3 separate regions of the Homo sapiens genome follow, and all the other regions are linked to region 2. A link is an interaction called in ENCODE POLR2A ChIA-PET data of the cell type or tissue named here. Cell type or tissue: CD4-positive, alpha-beta T cell. All regions are shown on one strand. Region 1 has its middle 61 kb from the start of ARHGEF3. Region 2 has its middle 10 kb from the start of TASOR. Region 3 overlaps TASOR (transcription activation suppressor).

Region 1 (2,500 bases), 170 kb before region 2:
TCATTCCTCTGGTTGATTATGAAACCAAGGGTAGATGTGGATGATGAGTAGAAAGCTGCCTTAGTTTTCTGATGAGAGATGGTGGTGTCCTGGCTTAGCTGTCTGTAGGGCAGACAAGTTTGAGAGACATATATGGCTATGTATCTTTACTGCCTGGTCTTGAGTGGGCACTTAGTAAATGTTTCCCTTCTTGGCATGCGTTAGAAGATGTGGGTTTTATTTTACCTTCTGTCATTGTATAGCTATCAGACCTTGTATGTATTGCTTCACCTCTCTGGGTCTCAGTTTCCACAAATATAAAATAATATAGATGAATTGTGTCCTTTCCAGTGCCAAATTCCCTAGGTTCATGATGTTTTGAGTGCTATCGGTTTTTCAGGCAGAGGATTAAAAGGTAAATGTGGGCCGGGTGTGGTGGCTCACACCTGTAATCCCAGCACTTTGGGAGGCTGAGGCAGGTGGGTCACTTGAGGCCAGGAGTTCAAGACCAGCCTGGCCAACATGGTGAAACCCTGTCTCTACTAAAAAATACAAAAATGGCCAGGTGTGGTGGCTCACACCTATAATCCCAGTGCTTTGGGAGGCCAAGGCGGGTGGATTGCTTGAGGTCATGAGTTCAAGACCAGCCTGGCCAACATGGCAAAACCCCATCTCTAGTAAAAATATGAAAATTAGCCGGGCATGGTGGCACACACCTGTAATCCCAGCTCCTCCGGAGGCTGAGGTGAGAGGATCGCTTGAACCTGGGATTTAGAGGTTGCAGTGAGCCAAGATTGCACCACTGCACTCCAGCCTGGGCGACACAGTGAGACAATGTCTCAAAAAAAAAAAAAATTAGCTGGGTGTGGTGGCACACACCTGAATCCCAGCTACTCGGAAGGCTGAGGCATGAGAACTGCTTCAACATGGGAGGCGGAGGTTATAGTGTGCCGAGATCGCGCCACTGCACTCCAGCCTGGGCAACAGAGTGAGACTCTGTCTCAAAAAAAAAAAAGAAAAAGGTAAATGTGTTGGTTTAATAATAGGAGATCAGTATCTGAGTTTGCTTACACAACCATCTTTCTTCAAGTCCTTCTTTCTAACTCCTTGGATGTTAGAAGACATGGTTAGGGGGCACCACTGTATACACTTAACATTTCATTTATGGCAAACAAGACCGGTCTTTAATTAGGTTGCCTTTTTAAAGCACACCAGATGTGAGTCACTAGAAAAACAAAACCAAACTCTTCAAATGAGTAGGAGTGAATGTAAGAATTCTAATGAATCAGCCCAGGGTACACAGCCTAAATGAAGTGGAAAAAGCTAGGGGAGGTTTGCTAAGGGGGTGCATTTGACTCTTGCGTCCTATAAGTTGGGAATCCTTTGTCAGCAGTTGTAACAGGCATGCTCAGCTGCAACCACAAACATTTTCCAATGGAGGAGTGTTGATAGCATTTTCATTGACCTTAAAAAAATAAAAAATCTAATGGCAGGGTCAAGGGGAAGGCAAGAGGTGTAATTTGCTGGTCAGTCTCAGTCAGCCGCCTGCAGCAGCCTCGTCCTGTGTGAGACTTTAAGGGAATGCACATTGGCATGGGGGTTCCCAGGCGGAGGGGGGCCCAGATTCAGCCTTGGCCTCATAGAGGAGCAACAAATTGAAACAAGAGCAGCCCTGTTGACCTTCAGACTGCAAATGGACTGCTTTCTTTGTGCCATGTCGCCCAGTGAAATAATCCTGATAAAAGCTTTTTGTTTAGCCATTGGAACAAGAGCAGGGATTCAGGGAAAGAGTATTTCCCCACCCTTTTAAAAAATGTTTTGGTGTTGGCTGTTCGACAGACCTGGGTTCTGCTGAACCAGTAGGCATTGGAGTAGGGGGATTTGTGGAGTAGGGAGGTTCTTGGTTGGTTCTGAGGTCATCTGCAAGGTTTTTGTTGCATCTCTCACACTTACAGAAGGGCAGTCTGACCCTGCTCCCCCTCCCACTCCCCTCACCCTGCCTTTACCTCCATACCATTCCTTTTAAAGTCCCAAAAGGTGGGTGGGTGGGGAGGGTCAGGGGCTTACTCTTTCATTTGCTCCTTCATTTTAAGCTGTGGATTAGCATCTATGTTTTTGCCTTTGTAGCAGATTGGCCAGAGATAACCCCATTATTTTAGTGCATCCTGTTGCTGTGTATAGGTTTTAGGGATCATTTGGGAACTATTATAGGTTATAGACCAGTGGAAGCAGAGCTGCTGCTTATTAGATTGAAGACATTTGGTAGAGAGAGAGTTAAAAAAAAAAAAAAAAACCAACAGGTTAGAAGGCTTCATTCACTTTTAGAAGAGAGAAAGGAGGAAGAGTCTGAGGTACATTCTATAGCTTTGTGGGAAGAGGGGATGCTTCCGGCAGGATCTTTGGGATTTGGCAGTGGCAGACTCTACTCTTTGCTCCCTGCAAGGCCCTGAACAGCCTCCTGAGGGCCCAGCAGATCCAGGCCTTTCCGACCCCAGCCCTCAGTCCCCAGGCCCTTGTACAT
Region 2 (2,500 bases):
ACGTAATGTGAGACATCAACAATTTTTCTGCCAGAGAATATCAGATAGTCACTTTATCCTCAGGAGTCAAAAACATATTTATTTATTTATTTAAGTCTAGCTCTGTCGCCCAGGCTGGAGTGCAGTGGCGTGACCTCAGCTCACTGCAAGCTCCACCTCCTAGGTTCACGCCATTCTCCTGCTTCAGCCTCCCAAGTATCTGGGACTACAGGTGCCCGCCACCACGCCTGGCTAAGTTTTTTTTTTTTTTTTTGTATTTTTAGTAGAGATGGGGTTTCACCCTGTTAGCCAGGAGGGTCTTGATCTTCTGACCTCGTGATCCACCTGCCTTGGCCTCCCAAAGTGCTGGGATTACAGGCGTGAGCCACTGCGCCCGGCCCAAAAACATATTTAGTAAACACTTACTGTGTTCCAGGCACTGTGGTGAGCCCTGGGGATACCATGGTAAGCAGAACCCAGACATTGACCCTCAGTCCATGGTATGGCACAGACTGTAGTGAGAGAGACAGATTTAATTAAATAGTCCCACAAATGAGGGAGTAATTACAAATTGAGGAAATTGGGAGGTAAATGGTCTGAGTAAAAGGAGCAAAATTCTGTAAGAGCATCCAATGGGGAACTCGACCTAGAATGGGGGGCCGATTATGAAAGAAGTTCACACAGGGAAGTGAAGCTTCAGCCAAAGGAAGTGCAGTAGCTTACTGGAACTGGAGAAGAGGGTGGCACGGGGAAGAATAACATCCCACACAGGAAACATATCATGTGCTGAGGTTGATTGCATGGCCAGGGAGTTTGGCAAGTGTGCCAGACATAGGAAGAACCAAGGAGGAGCTTAGGGAAGTGAAGTGCAAGATGGAAAGGCAGGCAAAGGTCAGAATCAGTAAGGGTCCATTGCCCACATGAAGAATTCTTATCTTTGTCCCTGGAATAATGAGAATCCATAGAAAAGTTTTGTTTTTGTTTATTTAATTGAAGAATAACATCACAGAATAAAATGCAACTCTATGCATACAGTTCAATGAATACTTATATGTGTATGCCCCTGTCTGTATAACTACCACCCAGATCAAGATACAGAGCATTTCCATCATTCCAGAAAGTTCCTTCATGTCCCCTTTGAGTCAATTACCTACCACCCCCACTCCAAAAAGGGAACCACAATTCCTTTACTACCATAGATTATTTTTGTCTGTCCTTGAACGTCATGTAAATGGGATCATACAGTACATCTTCACCCCCACAAGGGAACCACAATTCTTTTATTACCATAGATTATTTTTGTCTGTCCTTGAACATCATGTAAATGGGATCATACAGTACGTCTTTCATTTAACATTATGTCTATGACATTAATCCATGGCATTGCATGTAATAAAGTCTTAGAAGGGTTTCACTCAGAAATGAAACAAAACTTAAGTGACAGCTCTTGACTTCTGGGTTTAGCTGAGGTTTGTGGTTACCAGAGTCAGCTGTGTTGGTGAGAGGACACTTGCTTCTTGTTCATTGCTAACTATATTCTTTTTTTCAATTGAATTTCTCCCTTTTGTTGCTTCTCCTCATTGCATGGAAGTTTTTCTTCCAGTCATTAACCAGGAATCAACTTCAACATGGTTTCTTGCCAAATTAAGAGGGTCTTTTTCAGGCTTCCCTAGTGTGTCCGGAATTGGTGGGTTCTTGGTCTCACTGACTTCAAGAATGAAGCCGCGGACCCTTGCGGTGAGTGTTACATCTCTTGAGGTGGCACGTCTGGAGTTTGTTCCTTCTGATGTTCGGCTGTGTTCGGAGTTTTTTCCTTCTGGTGGGTTCATGGTCTCGCTGGCTCAGGAGTGAAGCTGCAGACCTTCGCAGTGAGTGTTACAGCTCATAAAAGCAGTGTGGACCCAAAGAGTGAGCAGTAGCAAGATTTATTGCAGAGCGAAAGAACAAAGCTTCCACAGTGTGGAAGGGGACCCGAGTAGGTTGCCACTGCTGGCTAGGGCAGCCTGCTTTTATTCTCTTATCTGGCCCCACCCACATCCTGCTGATTGGTAGAGCCAAGTGGTCTGTTTTGACAGGGCGCTGACTGGTGCGTTTACAATCCCTGAGCTAGACACAGAGGTCCTCCACGTCCCCACTAGATTAGCTAGATACAGAGTGTGGACACAAAGGTTCTCCAAGGCCCCACCAGAGTAGCTAAATACAGAGTGTCGATTGGTGCATTCACAAACCCTGAGCTAGACACAGGGTGCTGATTGGTGTGTTTACAAACCTTGAGCTAGATACAGAGTGCCGATTGGTGTATTTACAATCCCTGAGCTAGACATAAAGGTTCTCCACGTCCCCACCAGACTCAGGAGCCCAGCTGGCTTCACCCAGTGGATCCCGCACTGGGGCTGCAGGTGGAGCTGCCTGCCAGTCCCGCCCCTTGCGCCCGCACTCCTCAGCCCTTGGGTGGTCGATGGAACTGGGCGCCGTGGAGCAGGGGGCGGCGCTCATCGGGGAGGCTCGGGTCAGCACAGGA
Region 3 (2,500 bases), 64 kb after region 2:
GCTTCTTAATGTAAGAAGACATCAAAGATTACCAGCAGGGAGGCTGAGGCGGGCAGATCACGAGGTCAGGAGATTGGGACCATCCTGATTGACATGGTGAAACCCCGTCTCTACTAAAAATACAAAAAATTAGCCAGGCATGGTGGTGGGTGCCTGTAGTCCCAGCTACTTGGGAGGCTGAGGCAGGAGAATGGTGTGAACCCAGGAGGCAGAGCTTGCAGTGAGCCGAGATAGCGCCACTGCACTGCAGCCTGGGTGACAGAGCGAGACTCCATCTCAAAAAAAAAAAAAATTACCAGCAGGCATGTCAGATGGTAATTTACCTTTTCATTAACTGACTAAGCTGGTCTGAGATCTGCCCAAAAGTTCCAGAGATTGGATCAAAATCAGTGTAGAAGGTGCTGCTTTAGCACAACAGCATCCTCTTTGGGGTAACACTTCAGGTTGAAAGAGCAGCAGACTGGTTGTCAGGTAAGCTGGGTTTTTATTATAGCTGTCTGACCAGCTGTGCTGACATTAAAAGTAATCTCTGAAATGAGGAATATGACCTCCAGGATCCTGCAGTTTGCTTCAGTGTTCAGGATTCCACCAGCAAGCAGAGAGCAAAGGGAACTCTGCATGAAAGTCTGCCTGTGTCCTGTGAAAGGCAGTACCATGTTCACCAGCATGGAGGAAGAGTTACTAGTTGGGAAAGTCTACTTTGAAGACAGAAACTTGACAGAAATGGCTAATTTGTATGTGAATACCATTGTACATAATGAAGCTCTATATAAATGCTTTTTTAGCTGTTGTGAATTAGAGCTATGGTTGTGAAAGTTCTTAACTCTGAAGGCGTTTATCCCAGTTAATACTGCTGCAAATAACCAAGGGCCTACTTAGAATGGAAAGGAAAAGGTGAGCTAGGGAGTGGTTAATGATTAGACTCTAGGTTGCCTTAAAGTGTTTCTCATAGGATATTATAGTCAACCTAGAGTCTAATCATTAACCTCTATAATAACTAAAGGAGCTGGGTTAAGAACCTGGCCTAATTAACAGTTCTTTCTGTTAACTCACACTGTTACTTGGCTGGCTTTGCATAGTGCTGTAACATTGTGACTGTGTGATTGGTGAAGCTCTGTAACATTGTGACTATGTGATTGGTGAAGCTCTGACCTTTAGATTCCTCTTCTAGAAAAGAAAAGTGGATTTGGGCCATGTGCAGTGGCTCACGCCTGTAATCCCAGCACTTTGGGCGGCCAAGGCAGGAGGATCACTCGAGCCCAGGAATTTAAGACCAGCTTGGGCAACACAGCAAGACTCTGTCTCTTACAAAAAAAAAAAAAAAAAAAAAAATTAGCCTGGTATGGTGGTGCGAGCCTAGTGCCATCCATGTATTCAGGAGGCTGAGGTGGGAGGGTGGCTTGAGCCTGGGAGGTCAAGGCTGCAGTGAGCTGTGATCATGCTGCTATACTCCAGCCTGGGCAATGGTGAGACCCTGTCTCAAAGAAAAAAAAAAAGGATTTGATGGTCTCTTAGAGTGTAAGTTCATTCATTGTTAATAATGTCATGGTAGTAGTTAAGCTTATCAGTTTATCTTGCATTTCTGGTGTTAAATTGATGTTTACAAAGAAGTATTTTAATATTGATTTAGTTGTTTTTCTTTAACAGGAATATCTTATCAAATTAGGCAATACAGAATGTCATCCTGAACAGTTTTTGGAAAGAAGATCAAAATTAGATAAACTATTGATTATTATTCAAAATGAAGACATTGCAGGTTTCATTCACAAGGTAGACTATTAAGTCAAATTCACTACTTTGGTTTTAAAAACTCCCTTATTTTAAAATCTTACTGTCTGCCAGACTAGTGTTTTTAAAATAAGCTTTAAAGGAGATTAAACTTAAGGACCCATCTGTGAATCAGCTTGTGAGATTCAAGTTTGTACCTATGCAAAATTTTAAATTGCTGCACATCACAGATCTTCCCTGTCACTCAGGTAGTCAAGACTAATAAGAGTACTGAATCCTTGAATGCCATTGGGTCTGCTGACTGACTACATAATGTTTTCATCTTCATTTGTATGTCCTAGGAAAAACCTATTTGTGCTCCATCTTTGCCAGACCAGTCCCCTTTTCCCTTAAATTTTGAGGTATCCCATCTAGTCTTAGGAGCCCTATCTCCATCCTACATCTTGGACGTCTTTCCTGATTGACTGTTCGAGCACATAGGCTTTTGCCTTCGTCTGAATTCTGACTGTACTCACAGGTTATAGAGAGGTCAGCTTTTGTCCATTTTGTGTTTTCAGGTCTATTGTAAGCTCCTTTTCCTTAGTCGTCTGTGGTAGGTCCCAGTACATAAATGTTGGTTTATATATTGGGAAATAATGTTGGGAATATTATTTGTGTGGCTTTCCAGAGGTAATCCACTAATATAGATGAGCCATAATGCATTCTGTTAGACTTCTTGTAGGTTCCTTCACACTTGAGTCTGTCAATTCATTCCCTCCATCTGTTTCTCTTT

The links. ChIA-PET counts read pairs that join two places held together with the same protein. Peaks named below come from ENCODE experiments on the same cell type or tissue, not always from the same donor. Only the 100,000 strongest peaks of a DNase experiment are listed, where the experiment ranks them.
Region 1: POLR2A ChIA-PET joins it to region 2 with 9 read pairs; 3 of 35 experiments call an interaction of 5 or more read pairs at or near these places.
Region 3: POLR2A ChIA-PET joins it to region 2 with 5 read pairs; 9 of 35 experiments call an interaction of 5 or more read pairs at or near these places.

What each region holds. Positions count from the first base shown.
Region 1 is chr3:56,861,638-56,864,137 of GRCh38, reverse strand. It overlaps a transcript of ARHGEF3 not described here. Among named protein-coding and RNA genes, the nearest start is that of ARHGEF3, 61 kb to the right of the region's middle. In CD4-positive, alpha-beta T cell, no CTCF peak of the experiment used is centred here; no DNase peak of the experiment used is centred here.
Region 2 is chr3:56,692,176-56,694,675 of GRCh38, reverse strand. No RefSeq gene overlaps it. Among named protein-coding and RNA genes, the nearest start is that of TASOR, 10 kb to the right of the region's middle. In CD4-positive, alpha-beta T cell, no CTCF peak of the experiment used is centred here; a DNase peak (open chromatin) is centred at 1,455; H3K4me3 peaks cover 884 bases; H3K27ac peaks cover 507 bases.
Region 3 is chr3:56,627,762-56,630,261 of GRCh38, reverse strand. TASOR (transcription activation suppressor) reads left to right here. Exons shown (of 24, transcript NM_001365635.2): 19 at 1,648-1,770. Among named protein-coding and RNA genes, the nearest start is that of TASOR, 54 kb to the left of the region's middle. In CD4-positive, alpha-beta T cell, no CTCF peak of the experiment used is centred here; no DNase peak of the experiment used is centred here; H3K27ac peaks cover 480 bases.